Linked DNA regions of Homo sapiens: regions 2 and 3 are each linked to region 1. A link is a contact called in ENCODE Hi-C or POLR2A ChIA-PET data. All regions are on one chromosome and are shown on one strand. The core of a region is the stretch at or near the end of the contact, and the rest is flanking DNA. Distances in the headings are between cores, read along the strand shown. Region 1 holds the start of PCSK4 (proprotein convertase subtilisin/kexin type 4). Region 2 overlaps TCF3 (transcription factor 3). Region 3 holds the start of NDUFS7 (NADH:ubiquinone oxidoreductase core subunit S7).

Region 1 (3,776 bases), core at 772-3,271:
CCCCTCGTGGTTCAGGGAGTGAGGCAGCCCCGTGCCCTGGGACCCTGTGTTTGTGGGGGTTGCTCTCCAGGGTCCCCATGTGCCTGGGGCTCTGTCTGCAGTCGGAAGGGGTCGAGGCTTTTGGACCACCTGTCCTTGGGCCCACAGACGCGTCGTTGCTGCCGCGGGTGACTGCAGGTCCCCGGGTCCCCACCCCACTCTCTCCCCCATCCCTGTTCTAGATCCTTCTATCTCTCTCCTGCATCACTTCCTTATTTTTTTTCTTTTTTTGAGACAGAGTCTTGTTCTGTCGCCCAGGCTGGGGTGCAGTGGCGCAATCTTGGCTCACTGCAACCTCTGCCTCCTGGGTTCAAGCGATTCTCCTACCTCAGCCTCCCAAGTAGCTGGGACTACAGGCGCACACCACCATGCCCGGCTAATTTTTGTACATTTAGTAGAGATGGGGTTTCGCCATGTTGATCAGGCTGGTCTCGAACTCCTGAGCTTAAGTGATCTGCCTGCCTTGGCCTCCCGAAGTGCCGGGATTACAGGCATGAACCACCACGCCAGGCCTGGCTTCTCTCTTGCAAACCACATCAGGAACTGGCCACTGCTCTCCCTCCCGGTGCTGTAAGCAGGCAGCTGTCCAGTCCTGTTCAAGGCACTTCCTGGCCTCCGAGGGCTTCCCAGGCTCCATCCCAACCCCTCAGCTTGACATCCCAGGCATTTTCTAGACAGGGCCCAGCCCGATGGGACCCAGGCCCCTTTCTGAGCGCCTGGACACTGCGTCCTGAGGGCCACTGGGTGACTGTAAGCCTCCTACTTTTTTTTTTTTTTTTTTTGAGACGGAGTCTCGCTCTGTCGCCCAGGCTGGAGTGCAATGGCGCGATCTCGGCTCACTGCAAGCTCCGCCTCCCGGGTTCACACCATTCTCCTGCCTAAGCCTCCTGAATAGCTGGGACTACAGGCGCCTGCCACCATGCCCGGCTAATTTTTTTGTATTTTCAGTAGAGACAGGGTTTCACCGTGTTCGCTAGGATCTCGTCTCGATTTCCTGACCTTGTGATCCGACCGCCTCCGCCTCCCAAAGTGCTGGGATTACAGGCGTGAGCCACCGCGCCGGGCCAAGCCTCCTACTCTTTGGAACCCATTACGGTGTCGTAAAATCCCCTTCCCTCCATCCCATGACCTAGACGGTGGGGAAGTCACGCCGTCTGTCCCTCCTTACCAGAGCCCCTGGGGCCCAGAGGAGGGAGGGGGAGGACAAGAGGTGCCCACTGTGTACCAGGCCCTGGCAGGCGCCATGATTTCCGTATCTGGGTCTTCCTGCCTCCTCTTGCTGTATAGACTTGGGGCCCGGGCGGGTCTGAGCCACAGAAAGCACACAGCTGTTCATAACAACCACGAGAACCACAGAAGATGGCTGGTGGCCCCAGGAGGCAGCTGAGACCCCGGGCAGGGGGTTGGCCTCCAGGCCAGGCTCACCTTGGGGTTTTTCTTCAGGTGCAGGCGGTGGCCCCAGTGCGGGGTCAGGGACTGCTGGACCACGCCCCGGTGCCGCAGGTGAAAGTACTGCCCGTCAGGGAAGATCTGGGGATGTGGGGAAGCGGCCGCACCGATGGGACCCGGCTCCCCTGCTGAAGCCCCCGAGGGCCGGTAACAGCCCCCTTCTTTGTCCTTCCCCAGCAGGTGCTCTCTGGGAGTCCCAGAAGCTGAGCTTGGCTGAGGCAGGGGTGGGCTGGGACTCTTGATATTTAGAAGACCTTGTGGGCTCCCTCCCCCTTGTCGGGGTCTAGGGTTGTTCAGTCCCCTCCAAGCCCCCACTTCCCGTCTATCCCGGTCCCACCCACCGGCCCCAGGTTGACGAAGCCGAATTTGCGTGCCAGGCGCTCGACCTCCCGGTTACCCTGGGACACCTGGACGGCCCAGCTGCTGACATAGATGGGGGCTCGGACCGGGGCCCACCCCACAGCCCGGGGGCGGACAAGGGCCAGGGCCAAGACCAGGCGCAGCCACAGCGCAATCGGGGCGGGCCGCATGGAGGCGGGGCGGGAGCGGGGCCTGCGCAAATCCCCTCCCTCCCGCCAAACCGCCGAGTGGGCCCAGGCGTCCGACCCGCCCCCGGCGCCATAGCAACGCAGAAGGCTTCGACTCCCAGGGGGCCTTGCGGCTACTCAGCCAGGAGGGGCGCGAAGATCTAACAGAAGCGGGAGAGGGACGCACGCCTGCCCGTCTTCCGCAGACCCACACCCTCGGGAGCCTCAGTTTTCCCATTTGTACAACGACAAGACTAACCCAGAGAAGCGGGTTCACTGTTGCGATAACGCGTCCTACCCTTTGTTTGACCTCTCCCACTTTCCAACACACCCCTCCTTCGAGAATCAGCCCGGCCTCCTGTCCGGCCTAATCAGAATCATTCTTTTGCGTAATCCCGCCTCCTCCGATAAGCCTCGCCCCGTTCCCGCCCCTACCATTCCGCCCTGCCTCCTTTGTGATCAGCCCCGCCCTCCACTGGTCTCGCCAATGAATCGCGTCCCGTTTCTCCAATCGGCTCGGATGTTTCTTTAGCCCCTCCCCCCGGTTCCGCCCCCCCACGCCTCTCCTCGCCCTGGCTCCACCCTTCAGCCAATAATCCCATCCTCTGACACCGCCCTTCCAATCAGCTACGTCTCGCTCCGGCCCGGCCAATCGGTGCCCTGGGCCGCCGCGCCCCGCCCTCTCCCGGCGGGGTCTGGGCAGCGGCGGCCGTGGCGGAGGGCTATGCGGCGGGGGAGACGGGGCAGGCCCCTCCTCCTTTGTCCGCCCTGCCCTCCCATTGGTCCTAGCGGGGGGCCGGGGGCGGACACCGGCGCGGGGCCGGAGCATCGCGGCTCAGGCTGCGGGAAAGCGGTGCGCGTGCAGCGGGGTGGGTGCCCTGGTCCGCGGGCGAGCTCGAGCAGCCAACCCCGGGCGCGTCGGGGCCATGGACGGCCTGAGGCAGCGCGTGGAGCACTTCCTGGAGCAAAGGAACCTGGTCACCGAAGTGCTGGGGGCGCTGGAGGCCAAGACCGGGGTGGAGAAGCGGTATCTGGCTGCAGGTGAGCCGTCGGCGCTAGCCCGTTTCGCCGACGGGCACACCGAGGCCATGGGCCTGGGGGTCGCAGACCGGACTCCTTCCCCGGCTACGGGGTCCGGTCCGGCCGGTGGAGCGCGCGAGGTGACTGGGACCTCGAGGTCCGCCCGCAGCCCTTCCCTTGCCCGCGCCCTGCGACCCTGCTCCCGGGCCACCCCTCTCTAGCTTCCGCCCCTGGCCGCCCCCCGACGCCTCCTTCCGGGCGCTGGGTGCCTGCCATGCCGAAGTCCGGTTCTTCCAGTTGCCCAGTGGCCCCAGAGGGGTCGGGATGCCAGTGTCCTGCGCGTTTCGCCGTCCCCCTTCCCCCGTGGACCCCGGCCTGGCTGCAACAGTAGAGATCTTCCCGTTTTTCTGAGGGGAGGCTCCTGGCGGGAAGGGGAACGGACCGTCCTGGGGGCCTGCCCAGGACCCTTCTCCTTTCCTCCTCCTCTCCTGCCCTAGCTCACCTTCCCCCAGCTCAATGGCTTAGTGCCACCGAGCGTAAATGTTTGTTAAGACGGAGTTGGGTTGTCTGACGGCTGTGATGTGGGGAGGCTGGACTGGGGCCCACAGAGCCGGAGATCCAGGCACCCCGATTGTGACTCCATTACAGTTCTTCCGTGACTTTCACCCTTGGTGACGCTGCGCGCCCCTTCCCCTTTCCAAATCTCTAGCAAGAGCATGTAGTAAACGCTCCTTAAATGCC
Region 2 (3,776 bases), core at 1-2,500, 130 kb after region 1:
CGCTGGCGGCCGCCGTGGCACCTGCTCGCCCTAGCCCTGCAACAGGCCTAGGGTCAGGGGCCTGCGTCGGCCTCCAGGGCCAACTGACATATCTCTTTGTGCTCCTGTGGTGAGGGACTTGGGCTTTCCTGGAAAAACCAGGTCTTGGCCAAAAATAAAAACAAAAAACCAACAACCAGAACTGGATCCCTACCTCACGCCATGTGTAGCTACCAATGCCAGACAGATTAAGGACCACAAGATGAAAGGGAAACAGTTTTACCACCTTTGGAACAAAGTGTGTAGAAATTCTGCAGCAACTCAATGGCAGGAATCTACTAAGATGCTAAAAGAACACTCTTCTTTTTTGGTGAAAGTAAACTGTTTCAATCATTAACTTAAAAATATGGAACACTTCGGATGGGCACAGTGGCTCACACCAGCTCACACCTGTAATGCCAGCATTTTGGGAGGCCGAGGTGGGTGGATCACGAGGTCAGGAGATCAAGACCATCCTGGCTAACATGGTGAAACCCCATCTCTACTAAAAATACAAAAAATTAGCCAGCTGTGGTGGTGGGTACCTGTAATCCCAGCTACTTGGGAGGCTGAGGCAGGAGAATCACTTGAACCCAGGAGGCGGAGGTTGCAGTGAGCCAAGATTGCGCCACTGTACTCCAGCCTGGGTGACAAAGCAAGACTCCGTCTCAAAAAAAAAAAAAAGAATAAAACTTTGGAACACTTCAGGAATGTCCACGTCACCCTTGTGCAGATGCTATGCTAATCTTTATCATTCTCATTTTAGTCCAAGAGCTGTCCAAGCAAGTGCTCAAAGCGCTGCTTTTGAAAGAACACAGGCCGGGCACAGTGGCTGACTCACGCCTGTGATCCCAGCACTTTGGGAGGCTGAGGTGGAAGGGTCACTTGAGGCCAGGGGGTCATGGCTACCGTGAGCTGTGATCATGCCCCTGCACTCTGGTGTGACAGGGTGAGACCCTGTCTCAAAACAAAACAAGTAAAAAAGAAAAAACAAAAATCAGTAAGCTGGACTATATCAGAATTGAGAGTTCCTGATCAGCAAAGATACCAGGAAAAGAAAAGCATTTGCCAAAGAATAGAAGACACCCACCACAGATGTAGCCAACCAGGAGGTGATCTCCCACAATCAATGGGAAAGGACAAAAAGAAAGTAACTCAGTAGAAAAATAAGCAAGGTATCCAAAAAGGCATCTCACAGACAAGGAAACCACATGGCTAGAAACACGTGGAAGTCCGCTTCAGCACATCAAGAGATTAAGGAAATGCAAATTAGGGTGGCTTTGCGCTACCCTTTCATACCCAGTCAGCTAGCAAAGTTGAGGGACCTGAACAGTCAAAATCTTGCCTGTGGGAGGGCAACTTGGCTGCTTTGGAAAATAATTCATCAGCCTTTCCTCTGAATTGACAACAGGTGTATCACACCCTTGATCAGCAGGTTGGCAGGAAAGCGTGATGTTGGAATGACCTACAGCCCCACGCCCGGGCCAGGGCCAACGGCACACTCACAATGGGACCCCAGCCGCTCACACCACACATGTACCCCACACACAACATAAGCCAGCAAACCAGCGTGTAAAGAACACGCTAGTGGGACGCCGTGTTCATGAAGCTCAAGAACAATAATTGCAAAACATGTGGCTTAAGGGTACACAGTGCCCCAAATGAATGCGGCCACTCTGCATTCAGCAGGGCCTGGGCCACCCCCAAAACCCGGGCTTGGGGAGTCCAGGAATCAGTCAGGGCTCACATGGAGCAAACCAGCTGCCATCCCCTGAGACCCCCGTACCCTGAGGGGGAGCCTCAGAAATGCACCCGCTCCCCACAGTGAACTCTGCTCCAATCGGCCAACGCCAGCCACCAGGACCAGCCCAGGCCTCAGCACACGAAGTGAAGGACAGGAAGGAAACAGAGGGGAGCCTATGGGTGAAAGACTAAGCTTGGGGCTGCCCCTGGAAACTGCTGACCTGTGGGTCCGGACCCTTCTCTGGGGTGGGGCCGTCCTGGGCACTGCAGGGTGCTGAGCAGCATCCCTGGCCCCCACCCACTCCATGCCAGGAGCTCCCCTCAGCCCTGACAACTGTAGATGTCCCCAGACATCACCCAGTGTCCCCTGGGGGCAGAGCCGCTGCGGTGAGATGCCCTGGCCTAGGAGTGATAGAATCAAGGTACTTGGAAAGTCTGCCTGGAAAGCAGGCAGGATTCCTGGGCTGGTGGAAGGCACAGGGCCAGGACAGCGCCCACAATGACCCCACCTTCTCCTGGGCCTCTCATGGGTGTCTGAGACACTCAACAATCCCCAGGCCCAGGTCCAGATTTGTCCCCAACCTTTTCCTTTGTCCCCTTCCTTACGGAGTTCCCAGCCCCAGTGTCACCCACAGCTCGGGCCAGAAATCCCAGAGCCACCCTGCCTTCTCTCACCCTCAAGTCCTGTCCATCACAAATCCTGTGGGCCCCGCCTTCAGGAGATGCAGGGCCCACCCACTGCTCACCCCTCCAAGGCCCCTGGACCAGCCCTGTGGCCTCTGCCTTGGTCTCCCGGTGCCACTCATAGTCTGTCCTCCAAGCAGCCACCAGAGGGTATCTGTGAGCACCTGGGTCAGGTCCCATCCCTCCTCAGCCCTCCACGGCTGCCACCTTTCTCATGGCCAAATCCCAAGTCCTCCCCGCAGCCCACAAGGCCCCGCATGACCTGCCCTGCCCCGCCCTCCCCCCTTCCCTCTCTCCCTCTCCTCACTCTGCTCCAACCCCACGGGTCTCCTGGCTGTTCCTCCCAGGTGCAGTCCAGCCCCAGGGCCTTTGCCTGGGCTGCGCCCTCTGCCTGAAACCCTCCTCCTCCAGGTACTTGCCTACTCTTGCCTCCTCCCAGATGCTGCCCAAACACCACCTTGTGGCCTCATGGGCCACCATCTTCAAAGCCATACAAAACCCCCAACCCACCGCAGCCACTTCGTTCCTTCTCCCTGGCACCTGTACTGTGCAGCGAGCTCCTGGTCTGTCTCCCCTGAGGCAGAGGCATCCTGCTGCACCCCTCGCCCCTTCCCCAGTGCTGAGCGCTGCCAGGCACACAGCGTCTGGGAGCAGGCGAATGAAGAGGCAGCCCAGAGCTGTCCACCTCACACGCCCAGGGCCAACGCCGGCCCCGCCGGTCTTACCCACCCTCCTGAAGTTGCTGACTGGGGCGCCCATGTCACCAGGTGCCCCCACGGTGACACCTGCCCTGGGCTCCCACCCTGACCCCCACCACTAGAGTGCCTCAGTTTCCCCAACTGGAACCAGGAGTCGGACAGTCCCAAGCTCAAGGGCTTACCACTGTAGGAGTCGGGAGGCCGAGACAGGTCAGGGAGGGTGCCTGGCTGGCTGGGGAGGGCCGCGTGGTTGTGCATGAGGCTGGTGCTGCCTGCGAGGCCGTCCTCGGGGTGGCTGCCTCCAACCTGCAGGCGTGGGGAGACGGGTGCATCAGGGGGAGCCGGGTCCCCGCCCACTGCCCAGCTCCACCCTCGCCCAGCGCTCACCAGGCCTGCGTGCCGCCCGCCCAGTGACATGGGGCCGGTGAAACCTGAGGCCAGCGCCCCGTGGCCAGGCAGCAGCGTGTGCATGTCGCCGGCTGTGCCCACGGCGTGGCTGCGGAGCACGTGGATGGCCTCGTCCAGGTGGTCTTCTATCTTACTCTGCTGCAGGGTGGGGGGATGGGTGGTGAGGGGCCCAAGCCGAGGGACCCCACAGGCCTCCATTCATGTCCCTTCCGCATGCAAGTGGCC
Region 3 (3,776 bases), core at 328-2,827, 110 kb before region 1:
CTCTTAGGTTCTTGTCAGCTTTTCCCCCAAGTCTTTATTATTATTATGTATTGTAGAGATGGGGTCTTGCTATGTTGCCCAGACTGGTCTCAAGCTCCTGGCTTCAAGTGATCCTCCTGCCTCGGCTTCCTAAAGTGCTGGGATTGCAGGTGTGAGCCACCATGCTGGGCCCCTCCAATCCTTTTGAGCTGCCCAAGAACAGAGACCAGGCCTGGCTTTGCTCAGCAGTGGGTCCCCAGCCCATGGCACGAATTCAGTAAACACTTGTTGTGGTCCTCAAGGGGCCCCCAGTCTTGCTAGTCACCTGTGTTCACCTAATTTGAGCCTCTGTTTTCTTTACTTTTTCTTTTTCTTTTTTCTTTTTTTTTTTTTTTTGAGATGGAGTCTCACTCTGTCGCCCAGGCTGGAGTGCGGTGGCACGATCTCAGCTCATTGCAACCTCCGCTTCCCGGATTCAAGTGATTCTCTTGCCTCAGCCTCCCGAGTAGCTGGGATTTAGATACAGGGTTTCACCATATTGGCCAGGTTGGTTTTGAACTCCTGACCTCAGGTGATTTGCCTGCCTCAGCCTCCCAAAGTGCTGGGATTACAGGCGTGAACCACCGCACCGGCCTTTGCCTCTGTTTTTGTAATCATAAAACAGGCAGACAAAACCTCCAGTGGAATTGTGAAAATTAAATGATATGCATGCAGAAAGCGTTCTGCAAACTCTGTTTTGCTAGTTTGGGTGTTTAGTGTTAGTTTTTATATCATTAGTACTGGTTGTAAACTTATCAATTTAAGCAAGATGGAAAATCGAGGGTGTGTCAGGGAAGGGGGAAGTTTGAGCTGAAATTATGACCTCTTAGGGGTGGGAAGAGGAGGCTTTGGGGTTGTGAGGTCTGAGCCCCCTTACTTTGGGATGAGTCCACATCGCGGCGACTCCTCTGCAGAATGCGGTGATGTTGCGGTAAGGGGTCCGGGATAGCTGCGAGGCAGCTGGACCAATCCTGAACGAAAGACATCAGTGATCGCAAGAGGCGCTAAAACTTCTGCCGAAACCCGGGATCGAACCAGGGACCTTTAGATCTTCAGTCTAACGCTCTCCCAACTGAGCTATTTCGGCTGGGCGGCAGAGTCGCTCTCGCCGGGACTCCGTCCCGCGCTGCGCCTTCCCTGCGCAGGCGCAGTCGTTTCGCGTCAGCAGGCCCCACATCCTTTGTAAGGTCTCCCAGGGCGCCGGAGCGCAGTGTCGTCTCTGTGGCGCAATCGGTTAGCGCGTTCGGCTGTTAACCGAAAGGTTGGTGGTTCGAGCCCACCCAGGGACGCGTGGTGACTTTTGCCCTCCTGGAATAACAAGAAAATGAGTGTCGCCTCTGTTTTTGTCGGTCCGCCGCAGACCCGCGGCCCCCACGTGCGCACTCCGATGACCTTTCCGCCTCGGGTGATCTGGGGGTGCACGGCGCAACACGACCACGGAGGCCGAAAGCGCAGCGGAACCTCCCGGCTCCAGGTTCCGGTTTCCGCATGCGCTCCGAGCCGCTTTGGGCGGCGGCCCCGGGAACCCGGAGCGCTAAGGAGAACGGACCTCAGAGGTTGTCTGAAGGCCGAGGCCAAGATGGCGGTGCTGTCAGGTGAGCGCGGCACCGGCGGCGGGTGTGGGGCCGCGCGGGTCTGGGGCCGTGGGAGCCTCGGGTGTCGTGGTGGCGTCGGGGGTCGGTGCCGGCGTCGTGGCCGCGGTCCTCTCCGGGCTTCTCCGAGCCGGCCGCTCCTCGGGCTCCCCGCCCGGCTTGCGATGAACGGTCGCCGTTATTGCGTCCAGAGTACAGTCGGGGAAACCGAGGCCCGGTAGGTCATGACGCAAGCCTCCAGCCTCAGGAAGGCGCTCGGGGTGGAGGCTGGAGGGGCCCCATTCACGTCCCCGAGACCAGGGCACGGCCCGCGAGGCTGCTCTTGAGATGCCCTGGAGAGAGCGGGGCCTGCCTGACAGGCTGGGAAACTGAGGCCCATTGAGGGTCTTCGAGGTCACAGGGCCGGGCCTGGGAAGGAACAGGACCCAGGACATCCACGCCACCCTGCTGGACCCTCCACCTCCCTCCCCACCCCTGGGAGGTAAGGGCCTCTCGCAGAGCCTGTCCTGCTCCAGGGACTTTTTTGGGATCAGCTGAAGCCTGCGGACCTCTGCTCAGATAAAGTTATTAAATGCATGGAATAAAATCCATAGAATTGCAAGGAAATCAGTTACACGGAGAGGCAGTTATTAAAAGATTGTCTTGAAACCTGATTGGCGACTTAGTAATCTAAGTGCTTCCCTTATGAACGCGATCTAGCGGCAGGTCTAATTGCGACTGTGATTTGGAAGGAGTGAGGAGTGGAAATGAGGCTTTGATGATACGGAAACGTCTGCAGCCCCTGCACCATAGCTAGGAAACATCTGTGATTCCGCTTGGTGAAAAGTTACAGGTCCTGCTAATACTGCCGTATTTTGTTGTCTATGCTAAGAATTTTTTATTTATTTATTAAGACAGGGTCTGCCTCTGTCGCTCAGACTGGAGTGCAGTGGTGCCATCTTGGCTCATCACTGCAACCTGTGCCTCCCAGGCTCAAGCGATTCTGGCACTTCAGTGTCCTGTGTAGCTGGGACCACAGGTGTGCGCCACCATGCCTGGCTAGTTTTTGTATTTTTAGTAGAGATGGGGGTCTTGCCCTGTTGCCCAGGCTGGTCTCGAACTTCTGAGTTCAAGCAATCCTCCCACCTGAGCCTCCCAAAGTGCTGGGAGCCACGGCACCCAGCCTACGCTAAGAATTGAATGAAGGGCTAATTTTCCATAAGATGCTGGTGACAACAAAGACATATATATTTTTTTATTCCAAGCAAATTCACAGTTCTGAATCCTCACCAGGCCCCTTGTTAAGAATGCCTGGCCCACGCGCGGTGGCTCACGCCTGTAATCCCAGCACTTTGGAAGGCCAAGGTGGGCGGATCACCTGAGGTCCGGAGTTCGAGACCAGCCTGGCCAACATGGAGAAACCCCGTCTCTACTAAAAATACAAAATCAGCTGGGTGTGGTGGCGCATGCCTGTAATCGCAGCTACTGGGGGGCTGGGGCAAGAGAATCGCTTGAACCCGGGAGGCGGAGGTTGCAGTGAGCTAAGATTGCACCATTGCACTCCATCCTGGGCAACAAGAGTGAAACTCCGTCTCAAAAACAAAAACAAAAACAAACCAGCTGGGCGTGGTGGCTCAGGCCTGTAATCCCAGCACTTTGGGAGGCCGAGGTGGGCGGATCCCCTGAGTTCGGGAGTTCAAGACCAGCCTGATCAACATGGAGAAACCCTGTCTCTACTAAAAAATGCAAAATTAGCTGAGCGTGGTAGCAGGCGCCTGTAATCCCAGCTACTCGGGAGGCTGAGGCAGGAGAATAGCTTGAACCTGGGAGGTGGAGGTTGCAGTGAGCCAAGATTGTGCCGTTGCACTCCAGCCTGGGTGACAAGAGCGAAACTCCGTCTCAAAACAACAACAACAACAACAAAAACCCTGACCCAGAGGCACAGAATCCCATCACCTCAGAGGTTCTCAGAAGAGTATCTCCTCTGCTAGGAGCTCATCCAAAGTCCTGCATTTTCAGCTTGGGAAACTGACACCTGGAGTGGGGCAGCTCCCACCAGAGCCTGGGGCTGGGCAGTTAGCCTGTCTGCTGTGCCCAGCCTCAGGCATGCCAAGAAGTAGGTCACAGGCTTGTGTCCTTCAGAGAGTTGTGGCCTGGACGGGGCCATGGGAAACAGCAACCCCGGAT

What was found. Hi-C counts contacts between places; a loop is a spot of excess contacts on that map. ChIA-PET counts read pairs that join two places held with the same protein, here RNA polymerase II (POLR2A). Pooled maps may share reads with other maps.
Region 2: a loop to region 1 is called in a pooled map, with 2.7 times the contacts of the local background. The contact joins the enhancer-like site here to the promoter of PCSK4 in region 1. A Hi-C loop is called at or near these places in 2 of 168 maps with a recorded cell type or tissue (both naive thymus-derived CD4-positive, alpha-beta T cell), 5 of 37 single-sample maps with no recorded cell type and 14 of 50 pooled maps. POLR2A ChIA-PET finds 5 or more read pairs at or near these places in 6 of 52 experiments (Caco-2, H1, HCT116 and 3 more).
Region 3: a pooled map shows a loop between it and region 1 (11-fold over the local background). The contact joins the promoter of NDUFS7 here to the promoter of PCSK4 in region 1. A Hi-C loop is called at or near these places in 1 of 37 single-sample maps with no recorded cell type and 11 of 50 pooled maps. POLR2A ChIA-PET finds 5 or more read pairs at or near these places in 3 of 52 experiments (AG04450, Panc1 and activated CD8-positive, alpha-beta memory T cell).

Annotation. Positions count from the first base shown.
Region 1 is chr19:1,488,329-1,492,104 of GRCh38, forward strand. PCSK4 (proprotein convertase subtilisin/kexin type 4) reads right to left here and starts at 2,022. Exons shown (of 15, transcript NM_017573.5): 1 at 1,830-2,022; 2 at 1,465-1,569. The coding sequence starts at 2,018. REEP6 (receptor accessory protein 6) reads left to right here and starts at 2,853. Exons shown (of 5, transcript NM_138393.4): 1 at 2,853-3,056. The coding sequence starts at 2,942. RefSeq lists silencers at 1,762-2,191, 2,412-2,951, 2,982-3,101.
Region 2 is chr19:1,615,786-1,619,561 of GRCh38, forward strand. TCF3 (transcription factor 3) reads right to left here. Exons shown (of 19, transcript NM_003200.5): 15 at 3,531-3,689; 16 at 3,326-3,449; 17 at 1-36. It also overlaps the pseudogene RNU6-1223P. Among named protein-coding and RNA genes, the nearest start is that of UQCR11, 12 kb to the left of the region's middle. Within about 2 kb of position 1,251, at least 2 of the 41 ENCODE cell types and tissues checked have a DNase peak (open chromatin) inside an H3K27ac peak, as active enhancers do.
Region 3 is chr19:1,382,330-1,386,105 of GRCh38, forward strand. NDUFS7 (NADH:ubiquinone oxidoreductase core subunit S7) reads left to right here and starts at 1,578. Exons shown (of 8, transcript NM_024407.5): 1 at 1,578-1,613. The coding sequence starts at 1,598. TRF-GAA1-6 (tRNA-Phe (anticodon GAA) 1-6) reads right to left here and starts at 1,105; the gene lies at 1,033-1,105. TRN-GTT2-6 (tRNA-Asn (anticodon GTT) 2-6) reads left to right here and starts at 1,234; the gene lies at 1,234-1,307. RefSeq lists silencers at 948-1,077, 1,258-1,397, 1,648-1,707.